Regions from separate parts of the Homo sapiens genome. Here all the other regions are linked to region 1. Evidence: chromatin loops called from intact Hi-C (ENCODE). Cell type or tissue: IMR-90. All regions are shown on one strand.

Region 1 (8,000 bases):
TGTTTGGTTTATTTCATTCAAAGGAAATGCATTCTACACCATATGCTATCTAAAAATTCTGGCTAACCTCTTTTCTAATGTGCCATTGGATACTAAGTAGAAGTATAATAATATAGAATCAGCAGATTCTATGAACAAGATGGGGTATATGGGTGATTCATTTTTTTGGTAGGCAGTACATTTACTATAGCTAGTGATCTGCTTGATATCTTTCTGTTACTGTATAAATCAAGGACTTTATTATATGAAACATTCCTAGGGAAAAATTAGGATCAGCAAATGTATAATTCAGGAGAGATTTCTTGGGAATATATTAGCCCTGGTTTTTGGAGGGGAACAAATCTGTTAAACTATAAAAGCTATACCACTAACTTCTTCAGGAAAGTGCATACATACACAATTTTATATATAATTCTGAGTCCAGAGGACTCAGATCTCCCTGTAATTTGTCTGTAAATACCACCTAGTCTAGAGACTATTTCCATAAACATTTTGGTCATTTCCTAGCTTTTTTTTGGATAATAGCCATCCTAATAGATATTAAGTAATACTAGTACAGATTTTTTTGTTGTTGTTTTCCAGTGTTCCATCAGGTAGAATCTCAGCTCTCATAATTCTTTGATGGTCTAATGGCATTTTTATCTACTACTGTCTAGTACTTGTGTATTTATCTTCTCATCTAAATTTTAATCCTTTTGAGGTCGAGAATCTGGTTTGGTCTAGGGCTAGGATAACAAGTGTTCAGTAGGCATTTGTTGAATGCCTGATTTGGCTTTTAGCTTTGGAAGTGAATAGTATGAGCACTGAAGGTAAAACATTTGCCAGTGATTTTAATGAGAGGTTGGTTTTCAAGTATGAAATGTAGTTAGAATAGAGATCAAGAATTAGTGTACTTTAGTCATGAGAACACTGCTGAATAAGGTAAAGGAGAGAGTAAAAAGGGAACCTTCAAGTTTAGGCTGGGAAGGTGAAAGGAACCTGTGAATGCATCTCTCATTACTCCAAGAAGGAACTGTGATATTCTACAATATTGTGACATCTTACAATGTAATAGGATATTGTGATACATCTAGCCAGCTATCTGGATGCCTCCAGAATATACCCTCTTAATTGTTTCTATGCTGCCCATCAAAAATAAATAACTAACATTTTTGAGACTTATTCTTTGCCAAGTCCCATGTGTTACCTTCTTTCTTTCTTTCTATTTTTTTAGATGGAGCCTTACTCTGTCGCCCAGACTGGAGTGCAGTGGGGCGGTCTCGGCTCACTGCAACCTCTGCCTCCCGGTTTCAGGCCTCCCAAGTAGCTGGGACTATAGGCATGTGCCACCAAGCCTAATTTTTGTATTTTTAGTAAAGACGGGCTTTCACCATGTTGTCCAGGCTGGTCTTGAACTTCTGACCTAATGTGATCCACCCGCCTCAGCCTCCCAAAGTGCTGGGATTACAGGCATGAGCCACTGCTCCCGGCCTACCTTATTTCTTTACAAAAATCTATTTATGGCACCATTTTAGAGAAGAGGAAACAGACATAGATAGAATAAATAACTTGTAGGTGGTGGATCTGAAATTAGAGCCTAGGCAGTTTGATTCCAGTACCTATTCTCTAAATCACTGTGGTATTCTGCTTCTCCTTGAGTTTTTTTAAATTAAATATTTAAATAATAAAATATTTCATTTAGCACAATAGTACATGCATATAGTTTAAATAGTACTGAAAGGCTTGTAACAGTACAGTGGATCTCTGCCCCATCTCACCCAACTTTCCCAGTCTTCCTTAGAAGTAACTAGTTTTGTCTCTTAACTTTCTTCTGGCATTTGCCCATCTCTCTGTTTCTATTTTAGCCGTTTTCTGTGGATGACTGCCGGTCAGTGCCGCCCTCTGTTTTCCCTCCCCAGTGAAATTATTTTGTAATTCTTGGTCAAATATTCAGTGTTTACATTAAACAAATATTATGCACAATTGAGGATTGTCCCATATTTTGTTTGTTAGCTTTCTTTTTGCTGCAGTTATTGCTGCCCTTTAAATTTTTAGTTAGTTTTTTCTGTGATAATTTCTAATTTATCTCACGGTATGTAATAGCTTCTCCACACAGTTTTCTGTAATGTCAGCCACATCAGATACTTTCTCACTTAACTTATTTTTGCAGTTTTTATATATCCTCAGCTATGTAGATTGAACTTCAAGCTCTTCTTTTTGCCCTCTGCAGAGAAAACAAGCTTCAGTCTTCTGTTGAATGAGGGTAGGGTTGTTACCTACCACTGGATTAAGAGAGGGGATCCAGGTATCTAGCTACTTTTCAAACAGCAGCCACCCAAATCCTCCCTGGCTTAGGATACAGCTTTCTAGGGTCTCTTTAATTGATTATTACGTATCTATTTACTTTTCTGCTTCCAAAATTGTATGCTGTTATTCCTTTTCTCTGTGTCCTTGTGGGTTTCTGCTTAAAATTAACAAAAGCAAACAGCACATTTTTAAACTTAGTGTTAGTTAAGTTTGAAAGAGGAAGTAAGATTGGATAAATTTATTGTAGACATGTATGAAAATGTAGGTTATCAGAAATAAAAGAAATAAAAAGCCCTTATAGTAATATCACTAGCTAGAATGACTACTATTGTCATTTTGGAGTATTTCATTTCAATCTTTGTATGTGTACAAGCTGGGCAGGTAGTAATTGGATGATGCCATATACAGGTTTGAGCATCTCTAATCTGAAAATCTGACATCCAAAGCTTTTTGAGCACTGACATGATGCTCAGAGGTGATGCTCAAAGGAATGTTCATTGTAGCATTTGGGATTTTGGACTTTGAGATTAGGGATGCTCAACCAGTAAGAATAATGAATGCAAATATTCCAAAATCTGAAAAAATCTGAAATTAAGAACTCTTATAGTCCCAAACATTTCTGATAAGGCATACTCAACCTATATATTGCTTATGGGTTATCTTTTTTATGTTTGTTAGCATGCCAAGACCTGTAAATGCTGTTTTCACACAAACTGTTGTGCATTCATTTTCTGTTGTGGTCCATTGACATTTTCAGTCTATTTTTACTCCAGTACCACACCAAAATAACTATTTGAACAAAGAAGACTTATATGACAAACGATCCTTTAAAACAAAAAATACTATAACTGCCTTTATTCCAAGTGTTAATATTACTCTGTGCCTAGTGCTGATTTTTAAATTACTTTTACTTTATTCTGCCTTATTTCATCCAGCCTGCAGATGGCAGAATTGTTTCATTTGAACAGCAATTTTGAAGGCTCCGTTTTATTTAGTGTGTTCTGACATTGGAATGAGAAGTGATTAAATGAACAGTCTCTCTCCCTATTAGAGAAGAAGCAAATTAATGTTAGAGACAGGGAGCCACACTAAGAAAGTACTGGATAATTTACTTTTTCATTTGGTCTATCTTCATTTCATGATTTTTGCATGCTTGGATTATAAATGAACTAGAGCCTATAAATGAACTAGAGCATGATGTTTAAGCTGTACCATATGTAAACTGCTGAATTCCCTTAATTACTTTAGTCAGAGTAATGGAGCTTAAATCTGCTTCATATTAACCATAAAGCAGTTTGTTCTGCATTTGTATTTTAAGAGTTTGCTTGTATTAAATTTTTTTTTTAATCTAGAGACCTTTTAGCATTCATGAATCAATCATCAATTTAAAGCTTTGATATAATTGAGTTTGCTGAAGTATGAGCATTTTGTTCTTAGGATAAAAGAAATACTTTAGGGAAGAAGAAACTAGAATTAGATTAGTGTACCATATTTGAAATTGAAGTCAGAATTATGCTGTAGAAAAATTGGAAGAGCCCATTTGAGGAAATACAGGAATTGCTTAGAGGGATTACTGTAAAATTCAGTGATTGGTAAATTGCTCATGTAGCAGAAATGGCAGGGAAAACAGCAATAAGCTAAGCAAAAAATTTTAATGTATTGTGTCATTCTGTTGATGTAAAAAAAGAGTAAAATAGTTATGAGTCATGAGACTTTACTTTTAAAATCAGCAAGTTTAAATATAAAGTACTGGACCACATACATTACAATAGTCATTTAAAAATTTTTAAAAATGTTTTGTAACTGCTGTGGAAGGGTAGACTTCACAAGCCAATTAGATATAATTTGCTAGCTTTATAAGAAGGAGCAGAACACTGAAGTGACTACAAAACGTTAAATTTTAACTAAATTTTGAGAACTTTGTGAATACTAATTGAAAAACTTGTGTAATGAGTGCAGCAAACTACTTACCTGTAGTTGTGGGAAACTAATACTAGGAAACGTAATTGGTGCATATCTTAAGGCCTTCTTAATTTGACAAGAGAATGGTAGAATGTACAGCTTACTGGAATAAGGAGGGAGTCTGCATATAAGTTCAAATGCAAATTAATTAATATTAGGTAAAGGATAAAATTCCATTCCAAGGAGTCTAGAAAAGTCTACACTATCTTAGTAGAGTTGACAGCAGCCATAAAGGGCAGATATTAATTATGTGCAGGCCTGTCACTTCAAGTTTATCTTACGATTGTGTAATTACTTTCCCATCAGAAAAATACGTCTGGAAAAGATACCATATAGTGTTCTAATCAAAAGAGGGTATGCTAGAATGAAATATGTACTTTTATTAACACATTAATGCTTATGAAATGATTTTTCTAGCATGAAAGCCTGAGGATAGATTAGTTAGAATAACTACAAAATATATTGCACATTTAACTCTCCGTAATAAGCGAGTGTAATCTATCAAGAGATAGTATTGAATAATGGAGATGTCCAAAATATCTTTCTTTGGTTTTTGTCACCTTCATTTCAGAGTAAAGATAATGATCTACTACAGAATTTTTGTATTATCATAATTCAGATAAGCAATTTCAATTCATTTCATGAAGGGTGACTAAGGAACGATTATGTTCTTTTTATTTTTAAAATATGAAAATTTTTGAGGTTCTTGATGTGGTAACTTGAAAGATAATAATAAATGCAGAGGTTTCATAATATAGTCCTTAATGTCAAGAGTAATGGAAATGTGAAGGTCTCTTAGGTGAGAGATTATAGCAGGAGATAGAATCATAAAATAAATGTGAATTGTGTCGTGACAACTGGAACCAAAGCATACAAATATTGGAGAGAGACTTTAAGAGAATTAAGTTAGTATTTGTCGTAAATTGGAATCTGGCTATAGAAGCATTGAGGTCCATTTAGTTGCTTCTTTGAAATGGAACTCTTTGATATATAAATGTAATATGTATATATTTATGAAATATTCTGTTCATAATGCCTGGCTTGAACTTTTTGATAGAAAGAACACATTGGGACTTTTTTTTTTTTAAGCCTTTGTTTTCGAAAAGAGGCTGGCCTCTTACCGTGGTGCTATTTAAAAGATAAGAGTTTTTTTTTGCCCACCCCCCTCCTTTTTTTTTTTTTTCCCCAGAACAAGTGAGTTTGTTATTCTGAGCTTAACAAAATAAATGCTGAGGCTCAGGCTGACAGTACATTCTTTAAGCAACTGTTTTTGATTTTTTCATCAAGCCATGTAAAAAAGAAAAAGGCAGTAGACACACCACATAGTGTAGAGGATTAGAAAGCTCATTCTGTTATCTCCAAATGCATTCAGTGTGTTAAGCTTTATGCACGTTTTAAGAATTCTTGCAATTAAGTGTAGGATTGTTATGGTTTGGATTTGGAGATGCATCACTAATGTTATAAGTTTTCCTGTGTGTAAGAGAGTATGTGTGTATGTGTGTTTTCCAAGTGCACTTCCCTAATTTTAGTTCACTCAAGAATTTAGTTCTCCAGCATTTTATAGACAAAACATTATGGTTGTATTTAGTAGTTTGCATTATTTTTTACCTATTTAATATTTTAATCACAAGGACTTATTTTACTAAGTAAAAAATGCAAAGATTTTGAAAGCTATCTTCTAGTTATAATTTAGCATTTCAACTAGAGGTAGCTTGGGAATTCAGTGAAACTGTTTCAGCTACAGTTATTGAGAGTCATGGTGGACTGGAGTTGGATGGCTTTGTTCTTCAGTGTCTTCCAAAATAACGGTGTTTCGTAATTAGGAGTTAGGAAACTCATTGTGGCTATTTTTCCTCCTGTTTTTCATATATAATGCACTTAGAGATAACCTGTTCTCTTATGCATTTGAAATATTCATTGTCAGTAGTAAAAGTGGTATTTTTGTTTTGTTTTTCTCAGGCAGAGTCTTGGTCTGTTGCCCATGCTGGAGTGCAGTGATCTTGGCTCACTGCAACCATCTCCTCCCAGATTCGAGTGATTCTCATGCCTCAGCCCCCCAAATAGCTGGGATTACAGGCGTGTGCCATCACGCCTGGCTAATTTTTAAATTTTAATAGAGTGGGGTTTCGCCATGTTGGCCAGGCTGGTCTCAAACTCCTGGCCTCAAATCTGCCCACCTCGGCAAAAGTGGTGTTTTAATACAAGAATTCTGCATGTTCAAGGTGGGGAAAAGGCTTATAAGGATATTTGATTAGACATATGAAGAATGCTCACATGGATCTGATATGTCTGGTTTGCTATATTTGGATTTCTGAGTGAATATAAGCTATCAATAACCATTAATTAATTGATGATCCATATTTGTAAGGAACATTGAGATGTAAAGTTAGCACAGCTTTGAGAGTTTAGCATGAAGATTCGCATCCTGTAATCAGTCTGGATTGTGGTTTTCTCATTGATGAAATGGGCGTGTTTGACTTGGACTTTGGTTTGGGCTGTGTCATTTTTGGGGCATTAGGAGTGATAATTCTACTTTTCCAGCCTTCTTAGAATTTGGTGCCAGTTGAGAGAGAGAAAGGGTAAGACAGATAGAGATCAAATGCTGATAGTTACATTGGATTGGAGAATGTGACTTAGATCTGTGGCCTTCTAAGACTGGGCTTCTTAGTACAACCCCACTTTAGACTTTGAACTTTCTGTTTTAGAGGGAGACTGTGTGTGTACAAAGCAAACACGCATATCCGAATTGCTGCCTCATACCTGGTGGGCCCTGATGGCAAGAACACAGAGAGGTGGGGCCTGTGGAGCTGCTTTTGAAAGGCAGCGCCGTGTGTGTCTAGCACGTGGATGGAGGAGCTGATAGGAAACTGCAGGTTGTCTATGATCAGGAAGTTCTTAAAATAAGGAAGAGAGTGAGGCAGGTATGCATGCTTGCATTCTTTCTCCAGACCTTCAGAGTGAAGGAAAAGTGGAGAGGTACAGAAACTTTCTCTTAAATACTTCAAAGAGGTGGAAGCGCCTTTATCACGAAGCCATAGGAAATCTCCATTTGAAAATGCAGTACAAGTTATTCAGCTTCCCAAGAGAAATATTTATTCTCATTTAACATTAGTGCTCAATTTCCTTGCTTTTAACCCTAAAACATCAGGGGAGACAAAAGAAGCCCTGTTCTTCCACATTTGAAATATGTTAGCTATGCTACAGTGTTTTGCTTGTTTGGGTCTGGAAAGTTGAGTAATCTGAAGAGAGAATAGGGTCTATGGAAAGCTATAGGGGATGGACGTATTTGTTACCATGGTATTTTATTAGTAAATTGTAATCTAAAAGCCATGGTGCTCTTGAATGTAACCCTGGACGGTGGATTGGGAAGTGCAGCCGGACAAATACATAGTGTTTGCTTTTTCGATACCTAAGGAAAATGTAGTTATGTTTCATTGGGAGATCATTCTGGTTTGAGGTCTACTTCTCTGGATCCCCAGTTGAATTGTGGTATGCAACAAAATGTGAGGTTAATTTAACCATTTAAATTCTGATCATCCTTGACAAGGCAAACGTTTCCTTTCATACTTATTAGTAGGAACCTTTGAATCTTGAATACTATAATATTAGATGAAAATAAAAACAGCCAGTTTCTTAAAGTCTGATCTTGATTATTCTGTTGTCGATCATCAGAACCGTGTTTTTGTTGTTGTTGCTGTTTTGTTGTTGTTGTTTTATTTGGCTTTTTCTTTGGTCATTTTACCTGTAAATCT
Region 2 (8,000 bases), 260 kb after region 1:
CCAGCCTGAACAATATGGCGAAACCTTATCTCTACTAAAAATACAAAAAATTAGCTGGGCATAGTGGCAGGTGCCTGTAATCCCAGCTGCTCAGGAGGCTGAGGCAGGAGAATTGCTTGAACCCAGGAGGCAGAGGTTGTAATGAGCTGAGATCGTGCCACTGCACTCCAGCCTGGGCAACAGAGTGAGACTCCATTTCCAAAAAAAAAGAAAAAAAAATATTAGTCATTTCCCTAAGACTAAGTAAGGACAGTTGGCTTTAATTCAGTGTCCCTTCCTTTTTTTCTGCAATGACTTGAAACTGCTCTCTGGTTTACACTCATGCATCGTTCCTCAAACTTCAGTCATTTGAAAACCACTTTCACATTTTTTTTGGCATCTCTATATGTACAATGCTCTCATTTACTTGATATTTTTATTTAAATGATCCACTGTTTTCTAATTAAAATACACTTATTTTTAAAAAGAAATTGCACATGGAAAACCAACATCACATCGTAAATAGAAGGCAACCTTAATAATAAACTTAAATGTAAGAAAAATTAAATAATGTTCTTAATTTGCAGCTGCTGAAAGCTCTGGGTCTGAGTCATGTTCTCTCTTATAAAGAGGGATTAATAAGTGTCAGGTGTAGGGGCATTTTGGCCCTAATTAGCAATTTTCTGTTTGATATAACTGAAGTATTGAAAGATAATCATGAAGGATATAAACTTCCTGATACGTGTTTTGACATTGTTTATACCACATCCATCTTAAATCATCCTGATATATGATTATCCACAGATGTATATATTCGGGCACTTTTTAAAAATAGACATGGGGGTCTCACTATGTTGTCCAGGCTGGTCTTGAACTCCTGGGCTCAAGCAATCCTCCTTCCTCAGCCTCCCAAAGTGCCAGGATTACAGGCATGAGCCACCATGCCTGGCCTATTCCAGCACTTTAGAAATCAGAAAATCTCAACCAGAACTTTCAAATAGGCTAACTGCTAACCCTGATCTTACGGCCTCTGAGCTTCATTTAATGGGAAACAGTACAGTGTTGAGAGGTCTGATTTCTGCTTCCTCACAGCTGGATACTGACAGTGTGCACAGGCATGATGTTGGCAGTGGCAGAGGGATGAGAATCTTCGTAGACCATACAAACCCAGCCCCACATTGTTATGTAAGGAATTGTCCCTGACCTGTGCCTTGCAATAGGAAGGGGAGGCTTCACACCATGATGGCTACGACATGAGATGTGCTGTCTCAGCAGGCCTGGTATGAAATCCTAGTTCCCTCACCATGTGTGAGATTTTAGAGGAGTGACTGATCCTCAGTTTTCTCATTCATATAATGGAACAACCTATGAGAATATTCAGGAAATTTGTAAAAGACACTATGTCTAATGTATGTCCAGCCCATAGTAGAGGTTTAATAAATGCCCTGTTTCTTTGATGCCCACAGTTCTCTTTTGAAGTCCAGACATGTAAGAGTGTGGTCAACAATATTTCCTTGTCAAATCCTCACCTGCAGAGATTACCAGGGTGACTGAGACCTTGATTTTTTTTTTCATTTATGTATTATTAATAGTTCCACTTGAGGCTTGCCACAGTGGCTCACTCCTGTAATCTCAGCACTTTGGGAGGCTGAGGCAGGCAGATCACCTGAGGTCAGGAGTTCAAGACCAGCCTGGCCAACACGGTAAAACCCCGTGTCAACTAAAAATACAAAAATTAGCTGGGTGTGGTGGCATGCACCTGTAGTCCCAGCTGCTTGGGAGGCTGAGGCAGGAGAGTTGCTTGAACCCAGGAGGCGGAGGCTGCTGCACACTGAGATTGCACCACTGCACCCCAGCCTGGGCAACAGAGTGAGACTCCATCTCGAAAAAAAAAAAAAGTTTCATTTGAGCAAGCTAAATATGTGGCCAAAAAGAACCTTTAGTCCCATCAATGCAATACAGCAGAAAATAATTTCATCTAAATGCACACCTGCATAGTGAGTGGCCCAGACTTGAGAGCAGCAAATACTTCTAGGGAGGAATAATGAATGAATGCATTCAGGCTTTTTCTTCTCCAATTCATTCTAGTCATTTGTTGAAACCACAGATGTTGATCTTCATGTATATCTGTGCTTGTTAATTTCCAGGTTGAATTTCACAGAGAACGGCAAATGCTCTTCTGTATTTAGACCTGCTGGTTTCCTAGCCAGAAGTGGGTGTTTGCACAAGTGGACAAAACTTGCCCCTTAAAAAAGAAAATCAAAATCTTCATCATTTTGCAGATGTATCTTCCCTGCTGAGGCTATTAGTCTGCTACTTCAAATCCTTTTCGGAGGAATATATGGAATTAATAGCAACACATTTTATATGTACTTCAGAAGGGAGAGTAGGGAAACAAGTGGGAGAATGATTATTTATTGAGCATCCACTGTATTTTGAATACTGTGCTGAGCACTTTACTTACAATGTATCACATAATCCCCATTTTACAAATGAGGAAACTGAAGCTCAGAGTTGCCTTGTCCAGAGCTCTATGAAGCTAGGATTCAAACACAGGGATGGGACTCTCCAGTACTTCCTTGTTTCCTGCCTCATCCCCAGGGTGTGTGGGGGATGGGAGGGTGCACTTTCTTAGTGCATCTGCCACTCTCTCCCACCACTGGATAGATAGGTGTTTCTCATTACAAAGGAAAATAGCTTTGAAGTCACTATGTTAAACGCTAATCCACATACTCAAAATATGAGCTGTGAAGTTCTGTAAGTACCTTTTCTCTCTCCCAGCTATTGTTAACCGTGATGGCACCCGCTATGTCCAGAAAGGAGAATACAGAACGAATCCTGAAGACATCTACCCCAGCAACCCTACTGATGATGACGTGAGCAGCGGCTCCTCCAGTGAAAGGAGCAGCACTTCAGGAGGTTACATCTTTTACACCTTTTCTACTGTACACCCCATCCCAGACGAAGACAGTCCCTGGATCACCGACAGCACAGACAGAATCCCTGCTACCAGTAAGGAGAATAAATCACTGTGCTTCCCAATAGCAATTCCCTGGCAAAATGTCTCTGACCTTCCTGAGCATTGCACACTCACGTGCTGATTTTCTCGTCTCTAGACAGCTGGAAGCTGGTGATGCCATTCAGGGAGGTGGGCTCTTGTGGTTGTCAGTAAACTGCCTGCATTGACTACTACTGCCTACCTTTTTTCCTCATCTATAACTGTTTTTCTTACCTTAGCATAAGAAGTGCCATATTGGAAGTTTTATTTTGGGGAGAGCCCTCCTTATTCTCTTATCCCCAGGTATACAGTAACAATTCAAGCCTGATATGAAAACTGTTTTCATTTTTTCATGTTTCCTTCTTGTTCTTATCCACCTATGGATAAGATTGTTTTCATAAAGTTGGGATCATAGAGTTTGCATACCACTCCACTAGCACCTTTTAAAAAACCCACTTATGCCTGAGGTTGCAATTTTTTGAATTTTTGCAATCAGACCTTGGTGATGACAATGAGCAGTAGGATATAAATAACTCCCACATGCTTAGCTTTCCAATAATGGAACAGTAGGCATACGTGGGTCAACTGTGGCTTTTTATGTTTTAACTTGATTTACATTCATACTATTGATAGTGTAATATTCAGTGATTTTCACCAACGATAATTTACTCAACAATTCCTTTGTTTTTAGTCCAAGGAAGCATATCTGGAAGAGTTTTCTGGTGAAATTAAATCAGCTTAAGAGCTCTATAATCCAGCCTGTTGGGGAATGTTCTCAATACTTACTTGGTGTGTGGGGGTAATTCATTACTTAGGGTTGCAAGAGTGGAAGTATGTAAACATTGCGTTCCATTCCTTTGGAGTTTGCCCCTCGCGCTTCAGCTCCACTGGAAAGTGTTTACATCTCTCTTGTCTCCTGTTTCCCTCTTTGCTTTTCTTCTATGGTTTGTTTTGAAATGGGCTCCCAGATGGGCCATGTTCCTCCTGTGGAGGATTAATCAAACTCAAATAGGGCATCTGCCTCTGGAGCGGTTTTCCTAGTATGGTGTGGATGTTCTCTTTTCCTGGCTATAGCTCCTGAGGGGTGAAACTTGGGCCTCCAAAGAGTGTGGCAGAAATGCGCTGGCTTGTGAATACTCAAGACAGGGCCCTTCTCTATTCCTTGTCACCCAGAAGCCAGGGAAACCCCCACAGTACTGTGATTTCATTTAAGGTCACTTGCGCAATAGTGTTTTAAATTTCTGTCAGTCTCTGGCTGAGGGCATGATACAAATAGGCTTGGGGTTCCCATCACTCCCTGCACATTCTTTGAAGCTTTTTAAAAAGCAGAGTTTTCAAGCTGCCCATACTTTCTTGGGTTATTGGCCCTCTTGAGTTTGCATCGGCTTATTGTTGGTAGTCCCGTGGGCAACCCTTCTTGAGAGAGGCTTCTGCAAACCAAGCGGGCCGTGCTGCTAGCTACTCACTGCTTCTTGGGTTCCCTGTCTTTTTAAAGTAACCATGTCGAAGGTGCTTATCATTATGGTAGGCAATTTTGTCGGATGTTAGCGAACACAATAATTAGTGGTCTCAGCAGGAAGGAGAATAGGTCTACCCTAAAGTACCACTTCCCACCAAAGAAGAAAATCCTGATAAAACATAACTTGGGACTATATGTAGTTAACATTCAAACCACTAATAGCCTATATAAAATAGTATTTCATGTGTGTTTTAAAAACACACATTTCATTAACCCCTATAGAATATCTCTTAAGAACTGTATCTTCCCTTCCTAAGTTAGTCAGCAAACGTATTTTGAGAACCTACTACGTACCAGGCCTATTAGAATGCTTGGGATCGAAGGATAAACATAGTTAGGAAGTAATATTGAAGAGAGGCAAGGATTACTGAGATATTTATTCATTCAATCAATATCTGAGGTCTTCTGTATGCCAGACACTGCTCTAGGATGCTAGGAATTCAGAGTTGGACTTACCTTCATGGAGACTACATATTATTGGTTTAGAAATCAGGGAAAAGGAGTGTTTATGAGATTTAACTAAAACATAGTTCAGGATTTGAGCTGAGAAATGAATTGTGCCTTTCTCCTCCCAGATAAATTAGTTAAGTTTCCTTCAGCAGCTAAAAAAGAAAGAGACTAATGAGTCTACCAAATGAGTCCAGGGCTAACCTGAGAGTCACTGAAGTACTATAGGACCCAATGGGACCAGTAGCAGCTCCAAGTGGATCACTTCATGCAAAGAAACATACCAAGGCAAACAACCTGGTGGAAACTTGAACGTAGCATAATGGCATGCCAGGAAAAGTCAGCACTGTTAGGTTCCTGAGTAGAATCGTATTTCTAAAGTCCAGTGAGGAGATTTGCAAAACCTTATCACTGTTGGACTGAGAGCTGGGACAGAGTGACAGGGAGTGATTGCAAAGCCTCCCTCATGCATTGCAGGAGGGCAGGGGTCAAGAGGAGTGCTGGCTGAGAGCACAGAAGAAGCGGTCTTTGGCTCGGCTGGCTCATTCCTTCCTGAAGGGCCTGTAGTGGGTGGCAATAGGGACAGCTAGTAAGAATAACCATCTGGGTAGCTTTAGGCTTCCAGCAGGCTGTTTATCTTGAGTGTCATCAGCCTCTTCCTATTGGTGACCTGGAACTCTCTGGGATCAAGAAACCTAAACTAATTCAGGAAGCAGACTCCTGCCTTGGAACACTGTATTTCCTTGTCTTCTGGGTGTCAAAGGAATTCTTTCTTTTTTTTTTTTTTTTTTTTCAGATCTGGTATGGCCTATTTGGGTGGGGAAAATTAGAAATTCTGCTGGCTAGGCAGTAGCTTTTTCCATTTTTCCCCCTCATACCACTCCTTTCAGGAAGACAAAAATAACGCCTATTTCTATCTTGTTCTTGTAGGTTTGTTTCCTCTGGTACTATTTTTTCCTGTTGTACTATTGGGTGAGGGTGGTGGGAATTATGCATCTTTAATAAAGTTTCTGAGGTGAGAATGTGGTGTCTGTGGATTTTCCCGGGGATGCTCAGGTTTGTCTGGAGGCTTCATGGGTAAAATTGGCTCCTATTTCTCTACTCTCTGTTCTGAACTAATGTGTCCTTTGCAGCAGGGGTGTCCAGTCTTTTGGCTTCCCTGGGCCACATTGGAAGAAGAATTGTCCTGGGCCACACATAAAATACACTAACACTAGCCATAGCTGATGGGATAACAACAACAAAAAAAGCTTATAATGTTTTAAGAAAGTTTATGAATTTTTGTTGGGCCACATTCAAAGCCATCCTGCATCACAGGTGGCCCACAGGCTACGGGTTGGACAAGCTTGATTTAGAGGACAGAACATACTGTGCCAGCTGTTGGCATTTTATATAGATAGAGTCAAAGTTTTTAACCTAGGGTTCATGGACCTTCAGTAGGTTCAATGGTAGACCATAAGGCATTCTAGAACTATCTGAAATAATATGCAAAATTTTGAGTGTGTATATGTAGCATCACTTTTTTGAGGAAGGAGGACATAACGTAGATTTTCAAAGGGATATATAATTTAAAGTGGCTTTTTAAAATCTCAGCTGGCTTAAATTAGATATTTATCCTGATGGTTTTTGCCATTCCATTTCAATAAGAAAACATGCTGGACTCAAGTCAAACTTGAGAGTCGAATGAGAGATTTTAAATTGCAAAATGTTACTGATGATATTTTCTCTAATTTGAGAAAAGTCTGGAATTTCTCTAACTTTGGCAACTCTAGTTTTTGGTAGAAACACATATTGAATTAGAATAAAAAGTGACAGAAATGATAGATGGATACCTGAGGAAGTTTTATCTGATTTCGACACTTTGAACACATTTTCTTTGCAAAGTTCCTGCTCAAGTATGAAGTTTGACCTGAGGCTGATGCGTGTGGGCGGAGCTTTGAAATGCCAGTTGTCATCACAAACTACCTGGGTACAATGCTAGACAGATGTGAAAAATACACACTAGCAACCCAAAGATAATCCAAAGATAAATGCATGAAAGCAGTCGTTTGAAATGCTGCTTCGAAAACCTCCAGCTCATGGCTCAGTCGCCCAATCAAGTAAATAGAAAATCTCTTTCCTTCACAGGTTATTAAATTGCTGCTTGATTTTGCTTTGATCATGAATTCAGGGGATTCAGTTTGAAGAATGAGTAGCATGAAATTTATACCCATGAGGAATTTGCATTTCTGATGTTGTCCTAAGATTGTGGGAGACATTAGGAGTCTGGAAAGATAAAACCAGGCCTAGATTTTCTTTTCTAATTATCATTCAATAATAGATACAGACATCATATATAGGCAGAACTGAAAGTAAAGATTTGTAGAGGGAATATCACTAAGTGATACTTTCATAATTGATCCAGTTACTTCAACTGTGCACTCAAACAGCCACGCAACAGCTCAGGAGCAAAATAACTAGATATGGTCCTGGTTTGGTAATTCACAGCCTAAGACTCAGGATCTCACAACAACAGCAACGACAGGTAAACTGCTTTGTCTTTTGCTTATCAGCTCTCCTGGATGTCAGACCTTTTAGTGTTAGGGGAGAGGACGTCCATTATCACGTCAAATCTCCTTCATCATTCTTAGTGAGAATAGGGTCTTGTACCACTTCATATATCAGAAAGGCCTGTGGATCTGGGGATATGATTGATATTCTTAAATGTCCTGTATGTTTTCCTTTTGGCAATGTGTATATAGAATCAGAATGATTTTTCCATCAGAGGAAGGAAAAACTATGAATCAATAGTTTTGAATGAATGAATGAAATTATGAAAAACTACAAATGAATGAATTGACTGTGTGATTCAATGAGAAAATGTCCTTTAGAAAGAAGTCTGCCGGAAAGTGCAGGCTTCTCCTTTCTGCTGATCTGATTCTCACAGCCAGTAATAAGAGAAGGAAATGCAGATTTCTCTCATCAAAGTGTAGGCCCTGAACCCTTCTTTGGACACTTAAAATCTCAACTGTAAAGTGTAGGAAATGACCTGTTGCTCCATATCAGAATCTAGGCCTC
Region 3 (8,000 bases), 290 kb after region 1:
TCTAGTTTGCTTTCTCTATATAGAGAAACAATATATAGTTTCATATTACAGAGGACATTTTCTGTGTAGTCTGGGATTGGACTAGTTTGTGATATGGAAATATCTTTCATTATTGGTTATCAATTCTAGTGCAAATAAACTTGGGTATATTTTAGATAAAAGAATGCTTCCTTTTGCCAGTGTTTTTTCCATTTGTCTGTGTTTGCATGTGTGTGTGTGTGTGTGTGTGTGTGTGTGTTGTGTGTACAAGTTGGCTGTTATGATGGAATTGCTTTCTTTGTCTTATCTTGTGATATATGAAGTTGAACCACATGAAACTGATATTTTTGCAGGTGAAAGTAGTCGAATTTTAGCAATTCCGTTTAATTCGACTAATATACTCTACTTATTTTGTAAGGTTTTATCCTACAGGTGAATAATTTCTATATACTAGTATCTTTGCTCTGAAATTATTATCTTGTTTTGGTAATAGATTGATCAGTTTTACTTTTGGTGATGGATAAACCTCTTCTAGTTCTGATGCACACTTAAAATGTTCATGATTTAATCTAGTATTAATGAATAGGGACCACTTCTCTTATTGTAATAGTGAAGAGAGGAACGAAGATAATTTATTCAATGAAGTTTGACACGGACCTAGAATAAGTCTTTTTTTTTCTCAAATAAGTAGTCATCTCTGCTTCTGCTTTTCTTTGCTTCTCCATTTGTATTAAGAAATTAACAGTGAAGAAAGGGGAAATGGAAAACGCCCACTGTAGTGAAGAAATAAAAAACAGATTCTGTCTTCCTAGTACTAGTTTTTCAATTGCTTTGTAACACAATCACTAGGCATATTCAAGATTAGAGACTTTAGATACATAATTTTGGAGCAGAGATCTTCTCTCCTCCCCCCAAAAAAGAAAAAGAAGAATTCATATGTGTGCATATATATATAATTTTTTTTTTTGAGACGGAGTTTCACTCTTGTTGCCCAGGCTGGAGTCCAATGGTGCGATCTTGGCTCACCTCAACCTCCGCCTCCTGAGTTCAAGCAATTCTCCTGCCTCAGCCTCCATGAGAATCCAATATGTAAAACAGATGACGGTTGTGATGCAGGGACAGAAAATTCAGAATGCCACATGCTTGGCCTCATTTCTCTGGGTGGCCTACCCAAGAGCTTCAAGAAAAACAGTTTAAGAAAATGCTAACTTCAGCAATATTGGCAAGACAAAGCCCCTTACACTCCTTAGTTCTTTATTCAGCATTGTTCTGCTCTCATTTATTAAAAATTCCAAGTACCATTGTCAGTATTCTTCAGAAAATCTTATAGTGCTGTCTCATTTCTCTTGGCAAAAGAAAGCCTGTTGTGCAACCCAATGAATTTAATTTTTTTTTTTTAAAGAGTCTTGCCCTGTCACCCACACTGTAGTACAGTGGCGCGATCTCGGCTCACTGCAACCTCTGCCTCCCGGGTTCAAGCGATTCTCTTGCCTCAGCCTCCTGAGTAGCTGGGATTACAGATGTGTGCCACCACGCCCGGCTAATTTTTTTATTTTTAGTAGAAATGGGGTTTCACCATGTTGGCCAGGCTGGTCTCGAACTCCTGACCTCAAGTGATCCACCAGCCTCAGCCTCCCAAAGTGCTAGGATTACAGACGTGAGCCACCACGCCCAGCCATGAATTTAAAGTTTAAATGGCAATTTTAATAGTCACAGTACCCTAGAATGCTTATAGCCTAATGTTAGTAAATCAAATGCTTTTTACAAGACTGATATTCACAGACACTGATTCTTTCTGATTTCCACAGTGGTACGGACAGATTTTCCATAATTCTCCATGGATTAGACAATTAAGTCACCCAATTCTCATCCTTGGTTTTCTTCAAAAACACTCACCCACATAAATCTCATTTATGTCTATACATTTTTCTCAGTCTTTACGCTTAATGTTAAGAACTAAAGCATTTGTTGAAGCAAGCGGATCACTTGAGGTCAGGAGTCTGAGACCAGCCTGGCCAACATGGCGAAACCTCGTCTCTACTAAAAATACAAAATATTAGCCAGGCATGGTGGCAGGTGCCTGTAGTCTCACCTACTCAGGAGACTAAGGCATGAAAATCACTTGAACCCAGGAATTGGAGGTTGCAGTGAGCCGAGATCGTGCCACTGCACTCCAGCCTGGGCGACAGAACGAGGCTCCGTCCCCCAAAAAAGAACTGAAGCATTTAGAATCATAGTGGCAGTGGTGGTGGTGGTGATGGTGATGGTGATGGTGATAATGATGGTGATGGGATGGTGACGGTCATGGTGATTTTGGTAGTGGGAGTATTGGTGTGGCATTTCAGCAAATGTTGTTTTCATTTGTTTTAACCATCAGCCAAGGAACAAAGCAATCTGTCTCTTCAATATAGTTACACAGGTGACTAAGTGTCACCCGCTTCCACCTTCTCTAATCAAGGAAATGGTGACGATCAGGTTACTATAGATTCCTTATAAGGTGCCTTCATAATGGATAACTGTAGCCATTTTATGTAAGCATTGTCCTGTGATTAAAAAAAAAAAAAGATTCCAGTATGCTTTTGAAAAATGTGGGTGGGGGAGAGAGTTTTAATATGCTGCATTCAAGATTTGACCTATGGATTTAGATTCTAGCAATTCATGAGGTTGTCTTAATCTAAAGCTTTCTGGTGATAGATGTTTGAGAAGCTAGGATTATATTAACTAGTCATGTTGAAACTACAGATTTAACTTTAAAAAATTATTTTAAACTTACTATAATACCCATATTCCAATACACATTATTAATGTTAGCTATCATCTCACCATTTCCTTTTTTACTTATTTTCAATTTTTTTTGAAAATAAGTAGTTGACCTTTCTCTTTGAATCTTTACATCATTCAATCCCAAGATTCCTTATTGCATACTAATTTCCTGCCGCCAAGAAATCTCTGTTTCATGCCCTAAGCCAGAGTATGCCCATTTGCAGTGATTATGTTTCTCATAATCCAATTCATATTGTCCTTATTTAAAATGTACAATGTCTAGTCTCAACCTCATACCTGCAAAGATATCACAATATTTTTGTTAGCATGTTCCTTACCACAGTTCTTGGATTTCTACCAAAACAAAGTTTCTACAAAACTTCCTGTGGTCATCCTTCTTAGCCTTTGCTGCCCCAGTTTCCTTAATTCTTATTAAAGTTCTAGCTCATTTATCAGTGGATTAAGCAATGAACGGTAATTAACATTGTGGACCCATTCAAGGCTGTTTTGCCATCATTTTTTGGAATACCTTAAAAAGACTAAACTTTGTGATAGGCTGTATAAGAATGCAAAGGTAAAGAAATGCAGATGGGAGTGTAAGTGAAAACATGCAGTACTGACCTTCCTGATTGCTCATTACAGGAGACCAAGACACATTCCACCCCAGTGGGGGGTCCCATACCACTCATGGATCTGAATCAGATGGTGAGTTCAAAACTGCTTTAGTCATTTACTGTTATAATCATTGAGCCTAATGATGACTACCAACGAAGTATGAGTCAGTGTCTCCAGAGAAGTGGTTCTCAAACCTTCTTAGCATACATCACAATTGCAGGGAGGGCTTATTAAACCACAATGCTGGACCCCACCCTTAAGGTTCCTGATTCAGTAGGTCTGGGGTGGAGCCCAAGCATTTGCATTTCTAATCAGTTCCCTGGTAATACTGACACTGCTGGGACAGGGATTGCACTTTGAGAGCTACTGCTCTGGAGGAAAGCCTTGCATCTGAAAGCCTCAGGAAGAATTCAAGCAGTGTCCCAATTTAACCTTGCACTACACCAGAGTGATTAAGAGCTTGAGCTTTGTAGCAAAAATGGCCTGAGTTCGATTCCAGCCCTCCGCATATTAACTGAGCAAGATGCTTTAAAGGGTCTGAGACAACATTTCTCAACTAATAAACTTGGAATAATAACAATTGTCACAGGACATTGTTTCAAAGACTAAATGATAGAATACATGTAAAGCATTTAGCATAATCCTGGCACATGATATCATCACTGGTATTTGTTGGGAATTTACTGTGTGCCAGCAGCATCTTTCTAAACACTTTACATGTATTAGGTTGGGCCAAATGGAACTGCCATTATTGTAGGTCAAGAACAGGTCAATATCGGCCAGGCACGGTGGCTCACACCTGTAATCCCAGCACTTTAGGAGGCCGAGGCAGGTGGATCACGAGGTCAGGAGTTCGAGACCAGCCTGGCCAACCCTGTCTCTACTAAAAATACAAAAATTAGCCGGGCGTGGTCCTGCGCACCTGTAATCCCAGCTACTCAGGAGGCTGAGGCAGGAGAATTGCTCGGACCTGGCAGGCAGAGTTTGCAGTGAGCCAAGATTGCACCACTGCACTCCAGCCTGGGTGACAGAGCAAGACTCTGTCTCAAAAAAAACCAAAAAACAAAAAACAAAAAAACAGGTTAATATCAGCAAATTCATAGAGTTTATCTAGTATGAACTCATTCAGTCATCCTATAAACTCTGTGACATAGGTAAGTACTATTATTATCCCCATGTTACAGATGAGGAAACTAAGGCTCAGAGAAGGTAAGTAACTTGGCAGAGTTGACAGGACCAGAGAGTGATGGAGCCACCTTTCAAGCCTGGAGGGCCTTGTATTACTTCTCATAGCACAGTCTGGAGAAGGCATTCCATAATGACCATAATTACTCCCAGGCATGAATTCTTAAATAGACTCCTGTTTGTTGTGATTCAGATCACACCCCTACAAACCTTACCCCAGACTGCAAAAGTCTGACATGAGGTAGGTTTACTAATTACTTCTACTGCTGGGCTACTGGGAGGTTCTGCCAGTGCTGCCTTACTGTGGTCTCCCTGAACATCATAAATCCAGGTGACCCCATGTAAATGATTTAAGCCATATCAATTATTGTCTCCCCTTTTTATGCCCAAGTTTGAGTGAGGCTCACCATCAGATTTAAATGTTTACACATTGAAAACAAATATGAAGATGGATATTTACATGGTGGCTTCCACAATAACTCTCTATGGAGGAGCACTAGGAGGTAGGGATTCATTAGAAATGCTTCTGAAATAGAGACAGAAGTCACAGGTTCACTGGGGACTTTAGGCAGGGCACTTAACCTTTCCCAGACTCAGTTTCCTTGTTAGTAAAAAGGAGATCAAATCATCTGCCTCAGTTGCTTCCTAGAGTTATTGTGAGGAAGACAGGGTACCAGAAGTGTGAAAGTACTCTGAAAAAGTAGGGAGTTATTATTAAGGGGCATGATCTCTAAAACCAAGAGACCCCAGCCACTCTCTAAGTATGATTCTTTAACCATCAGAGTGGACATCACCTAGGAACTTGTTGGAAATGCAGAATCCTTGGCCAACCCAGACCTACTGAATCAGGATCTGCATTTTAACTACACTCTCCCACCCAGGTGGTTTATATGCACATTAAAATTTGGAAGCTTAGACTGTGCTAGACTGCTTTTCTCACCATTGAAGCCAATTGAACAATCTCTGTGCATATGTCTCAGATTACATGTCATCTCCCAACAGGAATATCAAGTGCTCCTCTTTGTGGAACTTGCTACTGTGGCCAGTCCTACCCTGGCTGGATTTGTAGACATCTAGGGCACAAGGCAAGACCTGCTATCTCACATCCATCTTCTGTGGCTTTTGCTTGAAGTGAGAATCAAGCAGACAGGAGCCAGTCTCTTTTGTTTGGCTTCTGAGCAGGTGTCTATTGTTCAAACAGGAGGTTTCATCTTGCTGCACGCACACCCAGATCTTTTCTTGCTGGGAGCACTTCTTCTTTTTTTTTTTTTTTAAATCAAAATAAAGTGATTATGATCCGTTAATGGCCTCTTTTTAAATATCAAAGGCTTCTATGAGTCAGAAAAGAAAAAAAAAAAAAAGAACAGTGAGAGTGACTGTACCTCCTGGGGAGTTTTCACGGCCAAAGATCTTCAGTTTAGGTGGCCAGTGTCCCATGAGTTGGGCAGGTGAAAACCTGCCAACCACCAAGGACACTGGAAGGCATGTAGGGAAAGGGCCTTGGACTGTTTTGGAGATTTGTAAAGTCAAAGGCCACTGTCAACATAGGATAGGGGATGTTGAAACACCCAGATGTCTGGTAGGAACTGGTTTTGCTCCCTTTTAAGTTTTAACAAAAGCATCAAATTGCATAAACAAGAGCCATCCTGTCCCCATATAACCATTGTAATCAAGATTTCAGTGTGCACAGCCTAAAGTTTGGCTCCATGAGGAAAGCTCTCATTTAAGACCCCACCATTTTCATCCATTGATCAGCCTTCAGGATTCTACAGTGGGCTTCCATTTGGTAGGAAAAAAAAAGTTCATTTTGGTGGAACACTTTCAAATTTTGTTTTGAAGCAATGGAGGAAGAATTTTTAAAAATTCATGAAGCTTTCATTTTGATGAGGCTCTTCACAAGATGTCTTAGAAGTTTCTTTTTTAAAAAAATTGTTTATTTATTTATTATTTTTATTTTTAACAGGGACAGGATCTCCCTATGTTTCCCAGGCTGGTCTCAAAGTCCTGGACTCAAGAGATCCTCCTGTCTCAGCCTCCCAAAGTGCTGGGATTACAGGTGTGAGCCACCATGCCCGGCTTCTTAGAAGTTTCTTTTAGAACCATTGTGTCTCCCTCATTTCGATAGGCCTCCAGTTCTGACTTGAGGATTGTCTGTCTTGCGATACTTCCTCCCAGTTTAAGGCATTTTGTTCATCTCCTTATTTTGCTTTTTAGCAGTAGAAAATGTTGATTCTTCTAACAAGGTGTGTTTCAGTAATATATTAGCAGGGACTCTAATAGGGTGATTTTTCATAGTCAGAAAGGGCCACTGCCGCTAAACTCCTTATTTATTTATTGTGAGGTGGAGTCTCGCTCTGTTGCCAAGCTGTAATGCAGAGGCACAATCTCAGCTCACTGCAACCTCTGCTTCCTGGGTTCAAGCAATTCTCCTGCCTCAGCCTCCCGAGTAGCTGGGACTACAGGCACATGCCACTATGCCTGGCTAATTTTTGTATTTTTAGTAGAGACGGGGTTTCACCATGTTGACTAGGTTGATCTCAATCTCTTGACCTTGTGATCCGCCTGCTTCAGCCTCCCAAAGTACTGGGATTACAGGCGTGAGCAAACTCCTTATTTTATAGTGTTTATGTTGGCTCCTATGATGCTATTGGATGAGATTTTCAGGTTCCCTTTGGGCTTTCTGGAGCGTGTGAGTCCCCTGGGGGTCTTGTTAAAATGAAGATTCTGATTTGGTAGCTTTGAGATGAGGCATAAGATTCTGCATTTCTAGCGATCTCCCCAGGTATGCCTGTCCTGATGGTCTGAGAGCCACACTTTGAGTAGCAAGGTCCTAAATTAAAAATAGAAAATAACAACCACACACAACTACCAATACCGTGTATTTCTTCAAATCTCTGCAAAATTATGATGAACAGCATTCTGTTATCCCCATCTTACGAGTGTGAAAAGGGAGACTTGGAGAAGGTAGATTGACCCAGCACACATGGCTAGTTAGCAAGGGACAGCGGTGAGACTTAAATCCAGGGTTGTCCAGCTCTAGACACCAAAGTCCTGAACACTGTGCAACACTGCTGCTGAGAATTCTCATGTTCCTTGACACAAAATAACATTACTAAGCCTTAGCCTTAATCAAATGAGGTGGGGGGGAAATCTTTTGTGTAATGCTTTATAAACATCTGCAGCTTGAATCCATAAATGGCTTCTCAGTGATTCAGAATGTGGAGAGCTGCCCTTTATGCAGCTCCACAAGGAACTCATGGTTACACATTTCAAACTTTGGTTGAGAGATGTTGTTTTTCCCCTTAGGACACTCACATGGGAGTCAAGAAGGTGGAGCAAACACAACCTCTGGTCCTATAAGGACACCCCAAATTCCAGGTGAGTTTCAAACTTTGAGGCAGAAAAACACACTGAAAGCAGCTTTCTCAGAATGTCCCAGCAAGGACGAAGAGACTCAT

What was found. Peaks named below come from ENCODE experiments on the same cell type or tissue, not always from the same donor. Only the 100,000 strongest peaks of a DNase experiment are listed, where the experiment ranks them.
Region 2: it touches region 1 in a loop (5-fold over the local background); 3 of 110 quality-filtered maps call a loop at or near these places.
Region 3: it touches region 1 in a loop (4-fold over the local background); 2 of 110 quality-filtered maps call a loop at or near these places.

Annotation. Positions count from the first base shown.
Region 1 is chr11:34,923,050-34,931,049 of GRCh38, forward strand. All of the region lies in intron 1 of PDHX (pyruvate dehydrogenase complex component X), which reads left to right. Among named protein-coding and RNA genes, the nearest start is that of PDHX, 10 kb to the left of the region's middle. In IMR-90, a CTCF peak has its summit at 3,238 (motif pointing right); DNase peaks (open chromatin) are centred at 3,252 and 3,902; H3K27ac peaks cover 1,916 bases.
Region 2 is chr11:35,187,075-35,195,074 of GRCh38, forward strand. CD44 (CD44 molecule (IN blood group)) reads left to right here. Exons shown (of 18, transcript NM_000610.4): 5 at 2,761-2,991. Among named protein-coding and RNA genes, the nearest start is that of CD44-AS1, 24 kb to the right of the region's middle. In IMR-90, no CTCF peak of the experiment used is centred here; a DNase peak (open chromatin) is centred at 3,847; H3K27ac peaks cover 5,008 bases.
Region 3 is chr11:35,211,468-35,219,467 of GRCh38, forward strand. It overlaps CD44 (CD44 molecule (IN blood group)), which reads left to right. Exons shown (of 18, transcript NM_000610.4): 15 at 3,385-3,447; 16 at 7,849-7,920. CD44-AS1 (CD44 antisense RNA 1) reads right to left here and starts at 3,543. Exons shown (of 2, transcript NR_174965.1): 1 at 3,364-3,543. RefSeq lists enhancers at 2,773-3,972, 5,480-6,309. In IMR-90, no CTCF peak of the experiment used is centred here; DNase peaks (open chromatin) are centred at 1,294, 3,494 and 7,724; H3K27ac peaks cover 4,601 bases.